2 separate regions of the Mus musculus genome follow, and region 1 is linked to region 2. The links are chromatin loops, found by intact Hi-C in ENCODE. Cell type or tissue: heart. All regions are shown on one strand. Each heading gives the region's core, and the rest is flanking DNA. Links, peaks and the distances in the headings are about the cores only.

What was found. A loop is a pair of places that touch in the nucleus more often than their neighbours do. Peaks named below come from ENCODE experiments on the same cell type or tissue, not always from the same donor. Only the 100,000 strongest peaks of a DNase experiment are listed, where the experiment ranks them.
Region 1: it touches region 2 in a loop (10-fold over the local background); 11 of 42 quality-filtered maps call a loop at or near these places.

What each region holds. Positions count from the first base shown.
Region 1 is chr11:84,061,453-84,072,381 of GRCm38, reverse strand. It overlaps Dusp14 (dual specificity phosphatase 14), which reads left to right and starts at 4,025. Exons shown (of 3, transcript NM_019819.3): 1 at 4,025-4,112. In heart, for the core only: a CTCF peak has its summit at 6,046; DNase peaks (open chromatin) are centred at 4,071 and 5,221; H3K4me3 peaks cover 2,406 bases; H3K27ac peaks cover 1,125 bases; H3K27me3 peaks cover 2,863 bases.
Region 2 is chr11:84,123,865-84,134,793 of GRCm38, reverse strand. It overlaps Tada2a (transcriptional adaptor 2A), which reads left to right and starts at 5,226. Exons shown (of 16, transcript NM_172562.3): 1 at 5,226-5,257; 2 at 7,699-7,806. The coding sequence starts at 7,782. It also overlaps a transcript of Acaca not described here. In heart, for the core only: a CTCF peak has its summit at 6,638 (motif pointing left); a DNase peak (open chromatin) is centred at 5,353; H3K4me3 peaks cover 1,832 bases; H3K27ac peaks cover 1,256 bases.

The DNA of each region.
Region 1 (10,929 bases), core at 956-8,955, 61 kb after region 2:
TGCAAGAACAGCATGTGCTCTTAGCCATTGATCCATCCCTCCACCCCAGCACTGGTGCTTAAATAAAGAGTTACTACCACAAATTACAAGGAGGGAAATTGTGCTCTATTGGCTTTTGGCAAGTGTTTTCTTTATTTGGTATATTGGAAAGATTTGCACAGTAATCGCTGTTCACTATTGTTCCTTTTGAGGTGTTCTGTTGGAGCCTCAAACTTGCAGTGCTGAGGCTGGCCTTGAGCTCTTGATTCTCCTGCCCCTCCCTCTAAGACTGCCAGCCTCTGCTGCCGCCCCTAGTTCTCTTGGTTCTTGTTTAGTAACAATACATAACCCTGGACCAGATTCTTCACTTTTCAAGTCTGAAGCGTGACTGGGTTGGCAAAGATCAAGTTGAGCAAATCAGCAAATCATATAAGATCACTGGTTAAAAAAAAAAAAAAAAAAGCCGGGCGTGGTGGTGCATGCCTTTAATCCCAGCACTCGGGAGGCAGAGGCAGGCAGATTTCTGAGTTCGAGGCCAGCCTGGTTTACAAAGTGAGTTCCAGGACAGCCAGGGCTACACAGAGAAACCCTGTCTCGAAGGAAAAAAAAAAAAAAAAAAAAAAAGGAAAAGCTGGGCCAATTTGTCAACCAGAAGCTGGGACATAAATATGCAAGCATTCTTTCTTAATTAAAAAGTGTGTGTGTGTGCCTGAGAAGGTCAGGAGAGGGCACTAGAAGAGGGCATTGACTCCTATGTAGCTGGAATTGTAGGCAGTTGTAAGCCACCCAAGGTGGATGCCACAACCAAACTAGGAGGCTCCCTTCGGCAGAGCACTATGTGTTCTTAACTGCTGAGCCATTTCTCCAGCCCTGCAAACATTCTTCCTAGGAGACACATGGACGTCAATGTAAAGACACAGAGCAGTCACTGCCCAAGCAACTGAGGATATTCTGGGGGAGGAAGATAACAGAGTAGAATCAGAGTAGAAGTCTTCAGCCTCTGCTCTCTGTGGCTACCCAGGTCTCCCTCTGAAGATACTGCACTGGGCCAAAGTACCAATTAAGTGGTTGTGGCCAGGAGGACCCAAACCTTGGCTGGGCACCTACAACCTGTACTTTTGTAACTGAGGGCTACTAAAGTAATTGACATCCATAAACACATATTTATAGTCTAGAAAGTGCCAATCCATTAGCTACATGTAACTATTTAAATCTGAAGTGACCCAGGCTTTGTGGCACAGGCCATAAATCCTGGCACTGAGAAGGCAGAGACAGGTAGCTAGGGTCTAGCCAGGGCTACACAATAAAACCCTGGGGCGGGGGGGGGGGGGAGTAGTTCCTCTTTTGGAGCTGTTGAGAAAGCATTTAAGAGCATTGTTCAAGAAGTCCTAGGTTCAATACTCAGCACCCATATGGCACCTCATAAACACCTGTAACTACAGTTTTAGGGGTTGGCTGCTCTCTTGCTCTCTTCTAGGCCCTCTGTGGGCACTGGGCACCCACATGGTGACAGACATACATGTAGACAAAACACTCACACAAATTAAATGAATACATTTGGAGTTACCAAGTTGGGGGATATGGTTCAGTTGGTACAGCGCATGCTGGCCATGCACAAGGACCTTAGGTTCAATCACTGCTACTATAAACAAATACATTTGAATCAACTAAAAAGGACTAACATTAGAAAATGAGTTCCGGGCTGGAGAGATGGCTCAGTGGTTATGAGCACTGACTGCTCTTCTGAAGGTCCTGAGTTCAAATCCCAGAAACCACATGGTGGCTCACAACCATCTGTAATGAGATCTAATTCCCTCTTCTGGTGTGCCTGAAGACAGCTACAGTGTACTTACATGTAATAATAAAGAAATCTTTGGGCCAGAGCAAGTGGGGCCAGAGTGAGCAGAGGTCCTGAGTTCAATTCCCAGCCAACTACATGATGGCTCACAACCATCTGTACAGCTACAGTGTACTACTCATATACATAAAATAAATAAATCTTTTTTAAAAAAGAAAGAAAGAAAAAAATGGTTCCTTGGTCACACAGGCTGCATATCAAGGGCTTAGAAGCCAGCAAAGGCTCTTGGGGCCCCTGCAAAGATCTACAGAGAAGATATTTCAGCCATCCTTTCTACTTAACTCTAGATCATTAGCATAAACTACACAGAGAAGGGTCTCTTTGCATGAGCTTGCCTCTCCCTCTTAAATTAGGGTGTGACTTTTCCTGGAAGGCTTATATCGCATAGTCTACAAAAGCTGTCCTGCTCCTTGTCCCCACCCAGAACTTACTCATGTGCAAGTAATAATGTAAGCAAAAATGATCCCAAAAAACAAAACTGGATGGAATTTAAGGAGGAGTGTGACTGCCACCAAGTCATGAAGTGAGTACAGGACTGTAGGTTCTCAGCTTGTGGGCCAAGACCCTTTCATACGGGTCCCACATCAGCTATCCTTCATGTCAGACATTTACGTTATGGTTCAAAACAGTAGCAAAATTATACTTAGGAAGTAGCAACAACAATAACAATATGGTTGGGGGTGGTCACTGCGTTAAAGGGTGGCAGCACGGGTGTGTGTGTGTGTGTGTGTGAGAGAGAAGCACTGTAGAGGGACATGCAGAAATACAAACAGCATTCAATCACTTCCAGTAGAGATTTTGCTATTTTTACATTAGGGATGTCAAAAGCAGGTCATGAAATAAACTGCCGGAATGATAATAGTACCAGAAAGATATATTCCCATGCAGTTTGAACTCGGTGCTTTAACCTAATCTTAGTCTCCTTGTGTTCTTCATGAAATGGTTAATTTTGCCTAATTTTAAAGCTCTCATGCTTTTTAATGGCATCAAATCTCTTCAGTCTAGGCCATTTTAGCTTTCCCTGTATTATCACTAAAATGCCTCTGCTGTTATATTTTCGTCTGGGAAACAGACAAAAACTTCTAGATATTGCAGCACCCACAAAAAGACTGAATCCAGTTGGCCAATGGAGATTAAAAAAAGAAAGAAAGTAAAACAAAAACCTCCAGGTTTTACTTGAAGATGCTAGAAACTGTTAAGTAAGCCCTAAGTGCGGCGTGCTCCTCCTCTGTCCCCTCCCCCAAATCCAAGAATACTAGTTTGACTTCAGCAGTTCTGATGTCAGCGATTTGCTACAGCGAGGGCATTGCTTGGGTGAGCACAGGACCAACCGAGCGCCAAGTCAGGACTCCTGGAGTCTGACTCACTGCAGAGGCTGGAGGAAGTCGTTCCTACCGCCCCTGTATCGCCCCTCAGTTTTGCGAAGAGAAGAGTAGGGTGGCGCTAAAGTCAGTTTGCATCCATTCATTTCAGGTGAGAAAACCTAAAGAGGACAGAAAGAGAGGAAAGAGAGAGGGAGAGAGCGAGAGAGCTAGTTGAGAGCAAAGAAATTTCAAGGGTTCCACAAGTCAGCCTCGTTGTACCTAGGAGTGTGGGTACTGTCAATGCATCAGAGGTTTAGGGGTCTTTAACTCCTTTGGAGTTTCCCCAGTTACTTCCCTCACCTGTCAATCAAAATCCACCCAGCAGTTGACGGAAGAATTAGGGCGTGGTGGTTTATACCTTTAATCCCAGCTTTAGGGAGATAAAGGCAGAGGCAGGCGAGTCTCTGTGAGTTCCAGGCCAACCTGGTCTACATAGTGAGACCTTGCCTCAACAAACAAGCAAAAAAGAGTGGCTTTGCCTTCCCCCTTGGGTCCGCACCTGGGGCTGTCTCGCCCGGGGGAGGAGGAGGGGGTGGCTGAGAGGCGGTGATTAGTCACTGGCTGCGGCGCTCACACCTTTTATTCTGTCTCTTCCCGCAGTTGCCTCTCTGCATTTGGACAGATTCTTCGAACGCCAGCTCAGAAGCTGGGCCGGAGGACAACGCGGCTTCAAGGAGCAGGGGTCTGCGAGTAAGTCCAGGTGAGTAGGAACCGGGGCCAGGAGGACCTGCCCGCGCCGCAGCGCGCACGCGCGGCGCCCGGAACCCACGCTCGTCCCCGCTGCGGGCCCGCGCTCGGAAGAGGGCGGCAGCGCGCAGGGAGCGGGAGGCGCGCGAGGCCGGCGGGCAGAAGCCGCGAGCCTCGCAGCAGCACGGACCCGAGAGCCGCCGCTGCCGCCACCGGCACACTCGGTACGGGGTGCGGGGGAGAGCCAGAGGGGCCCGGGCGCATGCGACCCTCGGCTCTGCAAACTTTGTGCGGGTGCTCGGCGACCTCGGGGCGCGGGGCGGGAGAGGCTGGGATCCCCGAACCCAAGCCGGCAGGCGTCAGCATGCACCCCGCGACCGGCCCCGCCACCCCCTGGAAACACTTGGCTTTCTGCTATGCCAAGAACTCAACTTGAGCGTCTCTCCTCGGTGTTAGATTGGTGTGCACCATGCTCACATCTGACTCTTATTTCTCCTAAGTATCCTTGCTCTGGAGCGAAGTTGAATTGTACTGGGCTTGGGGTAGGGAAGGGAGCCGAGTGGTGTAGCCGCCTTAGGATTGTATAACTACCTTCTATTGAAGTGGATGTTGCCAGTGGCATCGGCTAATGTTATGGTAACTGGGCATCTTAGAGGCAAGAGAAGGCGGGGTGTTTTACCAGTAGTCTCCCGGTCTAATAATACTAAAAACAATACCTCATACTTTCCACTCAGGAGAGCCCCACGGCATTTGGTTTACGTTCTCTGGGTAGTTTTCAGTGAAGTTTCTAAGAGGTAGGTGGAGAGCTGTGCTTTCCCGATTTGTAGATGTAAAAAACGGAGGCAAGGATTCGGATTCTTAACTGACTTTAATGAAATGTGGACCAAGAGTTTTAACGCAGTTTCCTGCAGTTCTTGCTCCAAAAAGTACCAACTTTGAAGTTTAATGGGATACCAGAACATCCTCCCTGAGGACAATGAAAGGTCAGAGAGGCCAAGGGACAGTGGTCTGCAGCCGCAGGCCTCAGCTACAAAGCCGGGTCCCTCCAACAAGATGCAACTCTTTGGGTGTTGTATGTATTCTTTGCAAAGTTGTGTTTAGGGCTGCAATTTGCTGTTGTCTTTTGTGGACTCATAAAGGGCATTTAGTCTCGGTTTCCTTGAGAAACAGAGGAGTGAGGCACCCCCAGAGTGAGGCACCACTTCTTCCTTGCTGGAGACACCTTAAGAATTCCCATGAGGTCAGACGAGGGCCGAGAGTTCCCGGGAGGAGGGAGGAAGGAGCCCTGCACAGGCGGCTTGACACATGGGCCCCACTCCTGCCTCCAGCTCTGACTCACCTACTGACGCTTGGGGGAGGAGAATAGCTGCTTGGTATTTTTGGCTTTCCCCCATAAAACGGGAGACAGTTGGCTTCATTCGAGTCTTCTCAGCATCCTTTTCGAGAGCGCCGCGCCGCTGAGCTTAGTCCTCCTCTCGGAAGGAAACCTTTGATACTGGCTGACTGCAGGTATGCATTCTGTGAGATCCCTTAATAGAGCTGCACACAGATTTACTGCTGGAGCTTCTAAATCGGGGAAATCCTTCAAGACTTTGGGATTGAAATTAGGGTTAAGAGAAATCTTTGAATTAGATGTATACCTTTGCATGAGGAATTTCTTTTCCTTTTTTTAACAAGATGGATTAAAAATATTTTCCCAGCATCACAAAAAAAGGCTTGGCTCATTCCATCTGAAAAATTAGGACTTTATAGATCAGGTCATTGTCTTCCTTTAATCTTCAAAAGAATGGCTGTCTGTGTGTCTTTCTGTTGGCTTGTATCTTGTAGACTCTTCCCAGCGTTTTAATAAGATGTGTATTTGCATAAGTGACTTGCTAACAAAATCATTTTAGAGTGGATCCGGTTTATAGCAATTTGGTTTCTGTCTAGAACAGGTAGCATGCTTTTTAGGTAAAATCATGTTAACTCTGCCAGCACCTTACTATCTCTCTGAGCAACAGGCAGAAGGATCTCACAAACAACTTGAAAGGAGCTGGGTCGTTGTGATGCTTGGTTTTACTCCCAGGTGCAGAATGGAAACTTCCCTATTAATACACAAACACGACAGGCACGCACGACCAACAGCAGCGGATTGTCTTTGCACAGAGAAGACACAAGAGGGAGTGGAAGGCAGAAGAGTTGCTAAAGCAACCGATGGCCTGGGTATAAACTTACAGGGCTCGCATTTAAGGTGGTAGCTTCATTATTTATGATCGCTTCCCTGGGGTGACACAACAGAAAGGAAAGCGTTAATGGAGGAGGGTGCCGCAGCTCAGCTGGAGTCAATGGCAGGAAAAGGGTTCATCTGACAAGTTCATGTCAGCAGGGCATGACTTTGCATAGCAAACATTTACTAAGGAGTTTTGCTGTTCTAAAGGCACCGGGCTGGGTGCTGAGGTAAGAAAGCAAATGAGGGTCACGACCTTAGACACGACCTTAGACACGACCTTAGACACCTAGTAATAGTGAGAGGAGTGCTCTTTTCCTGGGATCGGAGCCTGTTTTTTGGTACTCGATGAAGGAATAAACTGAATGGGTAACTTGATCAGTTACTTTAGAGAAAGATGTAAGGGTAACCACAGCCAAGAAGCAGACTCCTACTGCATTTTCCCCTCCCCCCTAACCCCCCACTACTTTTTCAGGACAGCTGATTACTGTACTGACTATAATGGAAATAATCTCCTTTGCCTATGGTTTTTACCTCTAAGCATAAACCTAAACAGCACAGCTGTTCATGCCCCTTTCACCTTTATGCAACATTTTTTTTAGGTCTTGTTTGTTTGCGATGGGGTCTCTAGTGTATCCCTAGCTGTCCTGAAACTTGCTCTGTAGACCAGGATGACCTCAAACTCACTGAGATCTGCCTGCCTCTGCCTCCCAGCTGCTGGGATTATAGGCATTTGCTACAACACCAGGCTTAGGTTTTTCTTTTCACTTGCAATAACTATATATATAGATATATATAGATATATGTGTGTGTTATGTGTAATATATATTTTATATATATATATAGTGAACATATAGATAATTGTGTAAATTAATGCACTGTAGTGTTTGAATTTTTAATTCATATTTTTTATGTGTGTGGAGTTTTCAGCTGCAGGTTTGTCTGTGTACTATATTTGTGCTTGGTGCCCAGAGGGGCCAGAAGAAGGTGTCAGTCTTCTTAGGGAAGTCTAGAGTTAAAGATAGTTTAAGCTGCCATGTGGAGGCTGGGAATTGAACCTAGCTAGGTCCTCTGAAATAGCAGCCAGTGTTCTTAACCACTGAGCCATCTCTCCAGCCCCTGCACTATGATTTTTTTTTTTTTTTAAAGATTTATTTATTGATTATATGCAAGTACACTGTAGCTGTCCTCAGACACTCCAGAAGAGGGAGTCAGATCTTGTTACGGATGGTTGTGAGCCACCATGTGGTTGCTGGGATTTGAACTCCTGACCTTCGGAAGAGCAGTCGGGTGCTCTTACCCACTGAGCCATCTCACCAGCCCAGCACTATGATTTTTGAAGATTCGTCTGTATGTTGTCTGAGACTGTAGTTGGTTCATTTTGGGGTAAACATTACCTGTCAATGTCATATGTTGGTGAACATTTTGAGTTGTTTGTAGCCTTGGGCAATTATGAATAGTCCTGGGTTAGGAGTGATGCTCTTTTTCAAAAGAGAGTGTCTCAATTTACATTCCTGCAGTGGTGTCCACTTTGAAGTCTTAGGTCACTAAGTGTGTTTGCTGTTTAACCACAGCAGGCTTGGATAGTTAAGTGGCTACGTGTCATGGGGCTGGGGGTTAGTTTGGTTCCTGTTGTATAATGCACCAGCATGTCTGTGAGTGGTTGTTCTATCTGCATGTATGTTTGTACACTACATGCCTGCAAAGGGCAGAAGGCATTGGATCCCCTCTGGAACAGAAGTTACAGACAGTTGTAAGCCACCAGGTGGCTGCTGGGAATTGAACCAGGGTCCTCTAATAGAGCAGCTAGTGTTCTTAACTACTGACCCATCTCTCCAGCCCCCTCTAATGTGTTTCTCTTTACTCCCGCTAAGTTTTGTGATTCTCAGGTGGGTCTCATACCTTTAATCCCAACAATTGGGAGGCAGAGGCCAACTTGGTCTATAGAATTGTTCCAGGACAGCCAGAAAATACACAGTTTCTGTCCCGAAGAAACCAAAACAGGCCAGGCTGTGGTGGCTGGTGCATGCCTTTGATCTCACCCTGGAGGCAGAGGCAGGCAGATCTGAGTTTGAGACCAGACTGGTGTACAGAGCAAGGTCCAGGGCAGCAAGAGGGCTATGCAACCTGTCTTGACAAAACAAAACAAGACAAAAAGTTCTATGGTTTGGGTTGACATAAACCAGAAACAGTTTTCCCACTGTACTTAGTTGAAAACTACTCAACAGACTCTTTATTGATATGATTTGACAGTTTATAGTTACAGAAAATTTACCTATGCAAAATGAGGTTCTAAAAATAGAAGTCTTTAAAGGCCTTGAGTGACTCCTAATCTGGTGAATGCTTGCTTTGTGCCCAGCCCTGAAGGTTGAACTCAAATATGTGAGGCGGGTGTGAACTCACACCCAGCCTTGGTAAAGAACTCTAAGGACAAGGAAGGACGGACACACTTGTGTGTGCAAGTTCCTAAGAGGCACATAACACAGCTGTACAACAGCACCTGTGCTACAGGAATAGATGACATAGAGATGTCAACGGAAGCCTTCCTCTCACTCTTCATGAAAATAAAAGGAGTGGCAATTTAGAGGCTATCCCATACACTCATTCCCAGCACACTCTTTGTTAGGCTTTTGTATTTGGGTTTGCTGGCTGGGTTTAAAGTTAGGGATGTGTGTGGGGGGGGGGGGTGAGGAAGGAGAGAGATGAAGTCATCGAGAGACATTGACTAAATTCCACCCTGTTACATATTCTCTCTGTCCAGAGAGCATAGGTTCTGAGGCCTCCCAGGAGACCCTTCCTCACAGCCAGAGGGTGATGAAAGAGTAAGTTCAGAGCCGTGGGAGCCATGGGTCCTTTCTATTCCTTCTGGAAGGCAGCTTAGAAAATGCTATAGTACTTTGCTTTCAGTTTTTACTTACATAGGCCACAAATACCTTTTAAAATTTATCTACCTTTGTTTTATGTGCATTCGTCGTGTTTTGCCTGCACACATGTCTATGTGATCTTGGAGTTACAAACACTTGTGAGCTGCCACGTGGGTGAAGGGATTTGAATCCGGCTCCCTTGGAAGAGAATTCAATGCCCCTAACAGCTGAGCCATCTTTCCAGCCCCCACTAATTTTTTTTTTTTTTTTTTTTGCTTGTAAAATTTTTTTTGTTTGTTTCAGATCTGGCTTTCAGGAAAAGATAGCCCTGAGAATAGGATTAAAAAGTATTGTCAGAAGAGAGAGCCCATTGGTGTGTTTTGATAACCTCTTGACTTGGCAGCTGCTGCCAGCCACTTGTCAGTGACTTGTTAGTGAGGCTGGCTCAGCTCATCTGGGTGCGTCAGTGGTGACTGACCAGAGAGCACTTCCTGCCCTGTTTGTCAGCTGTTAACTCCTCCTTCCATCCTGTAGTCTCTGGAGGAGAAGGCACTTTTGAAATCCATGCCTAGTCAAGTCCCAGATGGATGGCCTATGGCGGTTGTTGTTTTTTGAGATTATATCATTGAAGCTTTTTATTTTTTTTTATTTTTTTTTTATGAAGAGTTCAGTCAGCTGTGGAGGCCCGCTCCTGTATTTCTGGCACTTGGATGGCAGAGGATGGAGGATTAAAAGTTCCTCTGCTAAACAGCAAATGTAAGGCCAGCCAGGGATCAGGAGACCCTGTTCCAGAAAACAAAAAGCTCTATAAAGTATTCATCCTTTACTGAAATGTTTCTGCCAACCTATTTATTTACTTATTTATTTTTCCAACCTATTTATTTTATTACTGTTTGCGATACTGTGTGTGTGTTCTCACAGCAGTCTGTAACCCAAGTTCCAGGTAATATGATGCCCTCTTCTGGCCTCCTCACATACCAGGTATATACATACCAGACACATGCACAAAGGTGTAGGCAACCCCCCCCCCCCAACATAAAACAATTTCTAAAACTTAAGACAGAAAAATGGAAATTATTTTGTCAGCACTCTTTTTTTTTTTAGATTTATTTATTTATTTTATGTACATGAGTACACTGTAGCTGTCTTCAGACACACCAGAAGAGGGCATCAGACCTTATTACAGATGGTTGTGAGTCACCATGTGGTTGCTGGGAATTGAACTTAGGACCTCTGGAAGAGCACTTGGTCCTCTTAACTGCTGAGCCATCTCTCCAGCCCTTGTCAGCACTCCTAAGTTGGTATAAATTCCACACGTACGTACACACCCTTCAGGTATGTGGTAAATCCCTTTGGGGGAGAGTCAAGCTTGCTGCTGGAGTTCTTAGGATTCTGATCTGGCCCAATTGCACATCAAAGGGTAAACTGACCAAGGAGTGATTGCTAATTTTGGAGGGCCTTCCTGTGTACTTAATTCTGATTTACAAACCCCTTTGTCTTCCTTAAAGTAATACTGTGGCCTTTTGAGGACTGAGATCTTGGGACCGTGCCTTCATTTTCCTGGTCCTGCTTCTTCGGGGACAGTCTCTTCAAGATACCTCAGCTTTCCAGCCTATGTGCTTTCTCACTGGACCTTTTGGGAATCTCTAGAGTGACTGGTTGGCTGTGGCTGGGCCAAGTGACGTATCATCAGTGCCCAGCTGGTGGCAGGCGGTCCTGGTCCCAGCGGGGTTACTTACTCGTGCTTGCTGTAGAGGCTGGAAAAGCCTGTGCACCTCCATCGCCCTCTGGTCTTCATCTGGGTACCCTGGCAGCGATAATGAGCCCCCTGGCCCTCTGTAGGCTGCAGTGGCATCAGTGGGGAAAGAAATCATTCCTGGATATTGGGTGGCATCTTGTGATGTGCAGGATTTGAGCTGTAGTTGTTGGGATAGCGCCTGAAAGTCTGCGTTTTTTTGTCAAGCTTGTGGA
Region 2 (10,929 bases), core at 1,879-9,878:
GGAGCCTGTTTTGAGCGTCAGCAGATGGAGGCCCTGTGCATCAGGCTAAAAGGTATGCAGCCAAGCCGTCTAGTGTGCTTATTTAGTTTTTCTGAATTTCAGGTCCTAGAACACTTCCACTTGACCCAACTCTTTAGATTCTATGCAAAGAAAACCTGGTTGAGTCATGAAGCAGCTATCCTGTACTTTCTTGTTGTTGCTGTTTCAAGATTCATTTATTTATGTACAATGAGTGCTCTATCTGCATATACACCTGCATGCCAGAAGAGGGCATCAGATCTTATTATGGATGGCTGTGAGCTACAATGTGGTTGCTGGGAATTGAACTCAGGACATCTGAAAGAGCAGTTAGTGCTCTTAACCACTGAGCCATCTCTCTAGTTCCTATCCTGTACTTTGTGAAGAGGTGAAAGAAGTCAGTCAAATGAAGAAGAGTCAAATATTTAGGGTAATAACAGACTGGGTATGCCAAAGCTTTATTAGGAACAAAATATTTCCTTGACTCCTTCTCATCCATGGAGATGTTGTTAGAGTCCAAAGTGCATGTTCTGAGCTTCCTTCCAGTGAAAATAATACACTGTTATGTCTACATAGTCTTCCTTTCTTCTAGTGAGACAGAGGTCTCGATTTCAAATCCCAGCAACCACATGGTGGCTCACAACCATCTGTAATGAGATCTGATGCCTTCTTCTGGTATGTCTGAAGACAGCTACAGTGTAGTTATATATGATAAGTAAATAAAATATTTTTTAAAATTTAAAGAAAAAACAGAGGTCAGGGGTTAGGGAAACAGCTCAGCAGCGGACCCGGGTTCAATTTCCAGCACCCATGTGGTAGCTCACAATTGTCTGTATCTCAAGTTCCAAGAGATCCAGCATCCTCCCAGAGACAAACATGCAGACAAAACATTAATGCACATGAAATAAAAAAAGCCAGACATGGTAGCACACACCTCTAGTCCCAGCACTCAGGAGGCAGAGGCAGGCAGATCTCTCTGAGTTCAGGCTAGCCTGGTTTATGAAGTGAGTTCAAGGACAGCTAGGACTGTTACACAGAGAAACCCTGTCTTAAAAAACTAAACCAGCCGGGAAGTGGTGGCACACGCCTTTAATCCCAGCACTTGGGAGGCAGAGGCAGGCGGATTTCTGAGTTCGAGGCCAGCCTGGTCTACAGAGTGAGTTCCAGGACAGCCAGGGCTACACAGAGAAACCCTGTCTCAAAAAACCAAAAAAATAAAAAATAAAAATAAATAAAATTAGAAAATACCAAACCAAACCAAACCAAAGAAAAAGCAGTAAGTATGTACAATTATTCTGTATCTTTGTTTTCTAGATTTGACTATAGAGATGGTGAGTGGGGAAACAAGGCACATCTTGTTCTGAAGTTAACTATAGGGTATGCTGGACTCTCAGAGTTTTGAAGGGTCACGAGAAGGGTTCTGGAGAAGTGAGGCCCAGGGTGAAGAAAAGCCCTCACTTGGCAAGGAAGCCAGGAGGTAAGGGAGATTGGTATGAGACTGGGAGGTTTTTCTGTGAGGCTGGGGAATAGACTACGAGGTGATGGACAGAGAAGTCAGTCACAGGTTATATGTAGTTCAGGGACAGAGCTCTTGCTTTGTATTAGATCCAAAGCAACAAATCACAGCACACACACCCCAAAAAAGTAAAAACAAGATAGATCTTGAAGGGCCTTCCTTGTACAAGGAATGATATATAGATTTATTGTACAAAGGGAGACACAGCTTAGTGAATCAAGGCCATATTAATACTTAGGAAACAATGACAGAAATAAACCAGGAACTGCTGGGTTAACTCAGGAATTATGGTCATTCTTCTTGTAAGTACTATAGAAAACAAAAACAACAAAAAGGTTTTTTTTCCATTTATTTGATGTGTATAAGTGCTTTGCCTGCATGTATGTGTATCACTTGCAAGCCTGGTGCCCATGGGGGTCAGAAGGCACTGGTTCCCTCGAAACTGGAGTTGCAGGTAGTTGTGAGCTACCATCTGGTGAACCTAGGTCCTCTTATAAGAACAGCCAGTGCTCTTAAACACTGAGCCATGTCTCCAGTCCCTAGGACTTCTTTTTCCATCTCACACATACCCACTCCCCCACCAGTCACTCTATCTATGTCTTTTGCCTTTTTCGTTTCTGTGTTTTGAGACAGAAACTCCCTATGTAATCCTTGACTGGCCTGCAAGCTGTGCTACAGACCAAACTGGCCTCAGCTTGCGACAATGACTCTTGCCACTGACTCCTGAGTGCCAGGATTCAAGGTGTGTTCCACTCTCTGTGGCCATACCTTTGTCTTTATTCATTTCACCAGTATCTGCTGGTCCTACCTTTCTGGGTGCTGAGGTTACAAAGAGAAAGGGCGGTCTGTTCTCAAGCTGGGGAAAACACAAAGAAACAATTATACTCGTTACACAATTTGAGCCCTGAGCTCTCCACTGAGCAGCAGAGTCCTATTGTGATTTCCAGTTAGTACGCAAAACACAGATTCCCAAACAAAACCTGGCTTCTAAAGTCCGTCGTCTGTGATCTCTACCCTTCTCTTCCGATGGTCCTGCCATGCTACCAACACTACACTGCTAAGGGAAGAAACCGAGGAAGGCACTGCCTCTAACAGTGTCATCCTTCCTTTTCACTGGGTGTGTGTGTGTGTGTGTGTGTGTGTGTGTGTGTGTGTGTGTGTGTGTGCTCGCATGCATGCATATATGTATATAGTTAACCATATATGCCTTTACATATGGAGGGCAGAGGTTGATGTTGGCTGCCTTCCTCACGTGCTCTCCACCTTGTGTTTTGAGGCAGGGCTTCTCCTGGACGTCATTGCTTTGGCTAGGCTGGCTGGCCAATGAGCTCCAGGTATGTGCCTGTCTCACCTCTCCCCAGTGTGGGATTGGTACCGAGTGGAATAGTGGTGCTAGTGATCTGAACTCAGGTCGACATGTACTCCATTGACTGCGGCATCTCCCAACCCCTTCATTCTATTTTTCTGAGAGAGTTCTCTCTCAAGGAACCTGAAGCTCATTGATTCAGCTAGACTGGCTGACCAACATGCCCCAGGGATCCTCTGGTCTCCGTCCCAGTGCTGGGGCTACAGGCACGCACCACCTTGACTAGGGCACCGAGGTTTAAATTCAAACACTTCACTGACAGAGACATCCCACCACACCCTGACATTTTTAGTTTTTGCGCTAATTTTTAAGTTAACGTAATGGGTTTCATTATTTGTGTGATTTTCACGCTTATGACATCATACTTTGTTGGATCCCTTTGGATACATTTTAATCCATTTAAATTTCATCCCTCTTGGACATTTTATTTTTTATTTTTTTGGTTTTTCCAGACATTGGACATTTTAATTTATCCATTTTTTGAGTCAGGGTCACATGCACCGGACTGAACTGGAATTTTTTGCGTAGGCTGACCTCCTGTGTGCTGGCATTACAGGCATGAGCCACTATTCTTTTCTTAAATACATTGATGTCTACCCTTCATGGAATTCTATCATATCCCAGTGAAATAAAAAAATCCAACCAAAGTTTACCAAGTGATGTGGGACCTGGGTCCAGGCTGTTTTCCATCAAATCTCTTTACTTGGATCTGCTCCAGCCACTCTGACCTTCTTGCTTCTTCTTCTCCATGCCTATCAAAGCCACGCACCAGGGCCACCGTACCTGCTGAGTCTCATCTATGGTTCTCTCTAGAAATCTGGAAGCTTCTGTTTCTCATTCAATAATTGGATTTCCTCTTGTGTGTTATGTCTGCTAGGAAGCCTTTCTTCCCTATCCTGACTAAAAGAAAATCTATCACTGTTATATCTGGATCCTGATTTATTTCCCATAAAACCACATTATGAGGCATTTAAAAATATTTGTTACTTATATATTAATATGCAACATACTTATATTTTATTGCTTATATATAAAATACACAAACCTTATGTGCAAGAGCATATACTTCGCTCACTACCAAATTCTCAGCACCCAGGGAAGTGGCTGTTCGTTGTGCTTTTGTGAAATGAATGGATTTGGAGAGTCAGTAAATGTGAAGTACTCTATAGCATCAACTGTTTATTTAACGTGGTGGGGATGACTTTCACATGTGAATTTTTAATGTTTTTTCTTTACTACTCTTTTTTTTTTTGAGACAGATCTCTTACTCTGTAGCCCAGATTGATCTCAATCTCAAAGCAATTGTCCTGCACTCTCCAAGTGTTGAGATCACAGATGTGAGCCACTAATTGCACCCAGCTGCAGATTTTATTTTTATTTTAACAATAGACTTATATTACCTGTGTACCAAAAAACAAATCAAGATGCCACACGGGCAGATATCGTATAAATGAATTCCAACAGAAATTGGGCAAATCTATGAAACAGATTTTTAAATAGATATACAGCATAATAGTTAAGATCAAGCCATGGGTTGGAATAGAGCTCTTCCCCAACACTTGGTAGCACTGTGATCCTAAGTTATATATTTCAATGCTGGACCATGAGGACAGTAACAGTGCCTCCCTCAGAAAGTTGTTTTAGACGAACCCTTATGTGTAACCCGCTTTGTACAATGCCTGGCATGCAGTATTGAAGGACTCCACAAATGGAAGCTCTTATAAGAATCTATACTATTAGTAATAAGAGATGTTGGGACATACCTAGCCCTCAAGAGTGACATCAGAGTGGACCACCACATCATCACTGCGTTTCCATGTGGGCCTCTGAAGCCCAGGCAGGGGATGGGTCTTTCCAGAGAAGGCAATTTCGACGTCCCAGAAGCATCAGAATAAAAAGGACCCTCTTCACCCCTCAAGTCATTCAGTCCGGGTAATCCATGAGTGGCATGATGCGCCCGGGGCTCGTCATCCTCCAGTCCAGAGCCTGGGCAGCCTCAGTTTCTTTGCTTGCAAAAGAATTGGAATGGGACTGTTAAGAAAAAAATCTAGACTGAAACAGCGGAAGCCGCCTTAGCACATGCCACCGGGCCGCTTGTGGCGACGGAGAAAGTGACAGCAGGTCAGACTTCAGAGCCCACCGACTAGCAGCCAGGTACCACGCTCCCCATCCCGGGGCGGCGCCACCGGGACCCGCCCGCTGCCAGACTGGAGGAGGCGGGACCGCCTCGGCGTGCTCGCGGCACGGGACCGCGCACGTGAGTCGAGGCCGCGCACGCAGGCCGCGGCGCGCACGCAGAGTCTGCACAGCGCGCGCAGCGGCGGGCTCTTCGGCGCCGAGGTGCGGGACGTGGCGAGGTGAGGCGCGGGGCCGAGCGGCGGGAGCGAGGGCACGCGGGGTCACGAGGTGCCGGCTGGCGCGGCGGGGCCACGCGGCGGGGGAGGTTGGCGCGGCCGGGCGAGTCCCGAGCCCCTCCCCCCGGCGGCTGGCGGTGCCGCAGCTCCGTATTCCCGGCTGGGCGGTGGAGCACGGCCCCGGCCCACCTGACCCGCCGAACCCCCACGTGGGTCTCCGCGCCCCAGTGTTTAGCACTGTTTTGCGGTCGAGGCCCGGCTACAGTGACCTGCCCAAGACCGTGCAGCTCTAAGGATGTTAACTGCACAACTGCCAAGCCCGCGGCTCCCCTGTGCTCATGGGATCCTGCCCCTCCATGCCTTCCCTGATCCCTCTTGTAATTAATTTAAATGTAGCCCATCTCTCAAGGATGTTAGTGTCACTGCGTGGTCTTCTAAGGAAGGAGAGGAAGGAGGATTTTGCTTTCTGCAGCATTGTGCTTTGCAATGTGAAGTGTTTGTCAGAACGTACTGTAGAATCTTTGCCACTGTAAAGGTCTTGATAGAGCCCTGCTGTTCACCAGGCTGTAAAAACATTGTGCAAATACCCCAATCTTTAGCGCTTCATTTTCTTGGGGAAAACAGCCTATGTCAGGAGATTGTTAGGATTCCAAGATATAGTCCCCGTACTAAGATTACATTTAGTACCTGACATATGCCTTTGTTAATTTTTTTTTTAATTAATTTTTTTTTTTAGTCAGCCTCATGTATCTTGGGCTAACCTTGAACTTAATGTAGCCAAGAGTTTCCATGAACTGATCGTACTGTCTGTACCTCTGGAGTACTGGGTTTGTTTGCTCAATGGATGCTGGAGTGTGAATATAAAGCATCCTTGCTAAAACACCCTACAACTGAACTACTGAGCCACAACGTTCTTCAAAGATCATTTTTCTTGGAAATAGAGTAAAAACTCACCCCTACCCAAAATAGCCTAAAGTTTGACCCTCAGCCTTCTTATCTAAGCATTGCATATACTTTGTATGTCAGTCCCCAAGCTAAAAATGTCAACGTGAAAAACCTATTTTGGTTGGAGAGATGGCTCAGCGGTTAAGAGCACTGGCTGCGCTTCCAGAGGTTCCGAGTTCAAATCCCAGCAACCACACGGTGGCTCACAGCCATCTGTAATGGGATCTGATGCCTTCTGGTGGGTCTAAGGACAGCTACAATGTACTCATATAAATAAAATAAATAAATCTTTAAAAACAAAAGGGGGGGGGGCTGGAGAGATGGCTCAGAGGTTAAGACCACTGACTGCTCTTCAGAAGGTCCTGAGTTCAATTCCCAGCAACCACGTGGTGGCTCACGACCATCCGTAGCAAGCGCCCTCTTCTGGAGTGTCTGAAGGCAGCTACAGTGTACTTACAGATAATAAATAAATAAATCTTAAGGAAAAAAAAAAAGAAAAATCTATTTCAGGAGAAATGAAGGTGAATTAGCCTTTTGTTTTGTTTGTTTGTTTGTCCCCCACCCCCTGAGACAGGGTTTCTTTTTTTTTTAAGATTTATTTATTTTATTTTATTATATGTGAGTACACTGTAGCTGTCTTCAGATGCACCAGGAGAGGGCGTCAGATCTCATTATGGGTGGTTGTGAGCCACCATGTGGTTGCTGGGATTTGAACTCAGGACCTTCGGAAGAACAGTCAGTGCTCTTAACCACTGAACCATCTCTCCAGCCCGAGACAGGGTTTCTCTGTGTGGTCCTAGCTCTGTAGACCAGGCTGGCCTTGAACTCAGAAATCCACTTGCCTCTGCCTCCCAAGTGCTGGGATTAAAGGCATGTGCCACCACTGCCCGGCTGAATTAGCCTTTTATAAAACTAACATTTATTTGTCCAAATTGGTATTTGCTTTGTTTTGGCTTGGGTTTTCTTTCCTTTTTCCCCTCTAAGACAGGGTCTCTCTATGTTGCCCTGCCTGCCTGTCCTAGAGCTCACTCTGTAGAGTAGGCTGTCTGTGGTTCCTGAGTGCTGGGATCAAAGGTGTGCACCACCATGAGTTTCAAGCAGTCCAAGATAGCCAGGGATGACATTGAAGTCCTCCTGTCTGAAGGAGTAAGTTACTGATCCGCATATGTTGGGTAGGATTCCTTAGTTTCCAGTAATAAAATCCAATTTATTTTTTGAGACAGGATCTCACTATGTAGCTGGCTCCGAACTCTTCATGTAGACCAGGCTGGTCTTGAACCAGAGACCTATTTTCTTTTGCTTCCTGGGTACTAGGATTAAAGGTGAATACCACCATACCAGCAAGTTCCAGGTTCTGTAAGGAGGCTGCACTTCACATTCTGTGAGCGAGGGGGGGGGTCTGAGTGTTGTGGTTGGCAACCACACAGTTGCCGTGTCGGGTTGCCAAAATATACCTTGGACTGGTTTCTGATCTGTGTGCATCTTCTCTTTGTTCTTAGGGGATCGTGGGATTGTTTGGCAACGTCTGAAGTCTTGAAACTCTACATCAAGGGAGATCAAGCAGCCATCAGTCAGCTAGAGGATGGACCGTTTGGGTTCCTTTAGCAGTAAGTACAGTGGGACAAGTCTCAAGTGACAATAAATAGCCACCTAAAGTAGAGGTTGATCAGGGAAGCAGCGCCTTTGATAATGCCTGAAGGAATTAGGAATAGCACATAAAAGTAAAGTCAGGCAAGACCGGTCTGTTGTTTGCCTACTGAATGTGGCACAGCTTCATCACTTTAGAAAAAAGCCAAGCTGAGTGAACCAGTCACCATATGGTTGATCAGGAAATAGACGTGTTTATTTTGAGCCCAGGGTCTCATGTAGACTGGCTGGCCTGGAACTGGCTTTGTAGCTAAGGATGACCTTAAACTACTTATTCATCAAGTGCTGGGATTTCAGGCTTGTACCATCATTGGATTTCAAAGAAATTAGAGATCACAAAATTGGGCAGTGCACACAACAGACACATACACACACGCACAGTCATAAAGTTGATGTTCATTAGTAAGACCCAGAAGTATGTTGTTAGGATTTGGTTCCTGTCGTTGTATCAGAGGCACTCTGCATCTTCCCTCCGTATATTCAGAAAGTTAGAATCTTGGACACATCTAGTTCTATATTTTCATCTGACTAATGTTCCAAGTGTAAACTGAAAGTATTCCCACCTCTTGTCTTTCAAGACAAGGTTTCTCTGTGGAACTGAAGCTGTCCTGGAACTCTCTGTAGATCAGGCTGGCTTCTGCTTGGTAACATGTCTGCCTCAGCCTCCCAAGTCCAGGATTAAAGGCCACTCCCTCCCTGCTATTCCCACCCTTTAAAACAATTGTTAGGGCCTGTCATCATGCCACATTCCTTTAATCCCAGCACTCAGGAGGCATAGGGTAGGCGATCTTTGTGAGTTCAAGACCAGTCTGATCCACATAATGAGTTCCAGTCAAGCCTGGCCTACATACTGAGATCCTGCCTAAGAAATAAACAAGCAAAAAAACCCCACAAATAATAATAATGATTTGTAGTTTCATTTCTCTCTTCCTAAATTCCCCTCCAAATGAGCTGTGCTGTTGTGCATTCCTCCCTGCCCTGTTTGCCGCAGTCATTGCTGCAAAGGTTCAGGCTTGGAACTGTGTTCTCACCTGGAGTGAGAAGTTCCATATTAGTGTCGTCCCCCTGTTGAAGACCATTTTTGTCTTCCTTTTGTCTCCTTCCCTTCCCAGCTCTGTTTTACTTATTTTTTATTCTCCAGGTGAATTCTCACTTTGCTGCTGAGGCTGGTTTCAAGGTCAGAATTTTTTTTTTTTTTTCCGCCAAGTTCTGATTCTTAAATGAGTCTCTCAGCCTCGTCGTCCCAGTACTTAGGACTCTAGGAACGCACCACTCACTGTTCCTGGCTTTGTTTTGTTCTGTTTGGCTTTTTTGAGGCAGGGTCTTATTGTATAGCCCTGGTTGGCATAGAACTTGATCTGTAGCTTAGGCAGGTCTTGAAGGTCTCCCCCAGGATTTACAAGTGTGGTCCACAACAACCACGTGGTTCTTCCGTTTTATGTCTCCCTTTGATGGTGTGACTCAAACTTGGGGCCTCAGGAATATCTTTATAGAATAAGAATTTCAGTTGCTAGAGAGAGGCTCAGTGGTTACGATCACTGACTGCTCTTCCAGAGAGCCTGAGTCCAGTCACCATTACCTACATGAGGGCTCACAATTATTTATAACTCCAATCCCAGGGGACCAGACACCTCTTGGATTCTACAAGTATTGCATGTGCATGCTATATGAACATTGAGGTAACCAGAACACTCGTACACATAAAAATCAAGATTAAAAATTAAAGAAGAATTTCAACTTTTTTTCTCCCATGAATTTGCAAATACTTTCTTCCAATGTGCTTGCTTTTTCGACTTTGTGTATAATGTTTTTGCTTTGTAAAGATTTACTTATGTGTCTGTGTGTTTGTCTCTGTGAGTTTATTTGTATCACATGTTTGCAGGCACCCGTGAAGGCTGTAAAAGGATTTGGGGTCACCTGAAACTGGCGTTATAGATTTGTGGGTCCTGGGAACAGAACCCAGGTCTTCTGTGAGAGTGGCAAACGCTCTCAAGCACCGAGCCAGTCTAACCCTGTTTATAGGAGTTTTGCTTGTAAGATTTATTTTTATTTCATTTTAAAATTTTTATTATTTTATGTGTATGAGTGTTTTGCCTTCTCATATGTCTGCTGCACATGCATACGGATGCCTTTCGAGGCCAAAAGAGGGAGTAACAGATGGTGTGAGCTGCCGTATGGATGTTGGGAATCGGACCCTGATTCTCTGGAAGAACAGCCACCGCTGTTAACTGCTGAGCTATTTCTCCAACCCCAAAGATTTAGTTTTTAATAGTTTGTGTGTGTTTCGTGTGTGTGCGTGCACGCACGCACGCACGCGAGTGTGTGTATGGATGTAAGTATGTATATGTGTGTGCAGGTGTCTGAGGAAGCCAGAAGAAAGTGTCAAGACCCCATGAAACTTATGTCACAGGCTGTTGTAGGAACCAGACTTTAAGAGGACTATATGCTCTGAACCTCTAAGCCTTCTCTCCAGCCCACTTATAGTATTTTTATTGACTTACCCACATATTTTGTTATTTTGTTTTTGTGTTTTCTGGGCAAGGTTTCTCTGTGTAACCCTGACTGTCCTGGAACTCACTCTGTAGACAAGGCTGGCCTCAAATTCACATCTCTGCCTTCCAAGTTCTGGCACTAAAGGCACACACCACTATCAGCTGACCAATTTAGTCATATTCTTTTAAAATTTTTTTTTCTGAATTTTGAATTTATTTTTGTTGTTTTTAATTATGTGTGTATTGATATAGTGAGTGTGGGCATGGAGGCCCAGGCAGAGGTGTCAGATCCCCCACAGTGGTTGGGAGTTACATACTCTATGGAACATTCATGCCTACACATATACACAAAGTGAGTAAATAAAGTAATCAAAGTCAATAAACCCTCAAAATCCTTGATCAGTCCCTTTGTGCACTCAATAAGTCGAGTTTTAGGAAAATACGTGGAGAGAGGAATGTGAAGTGTTTTGTGTGTGTGTGTGTGTGTGTGTGTGCGCGCGCATATCAAAGATACTGATAAAGTAACAAAATGTAGATGTCATAAATGCATACAGAGCTACTAGAAGAGAACTGGTTAGATTATTTCTCAAC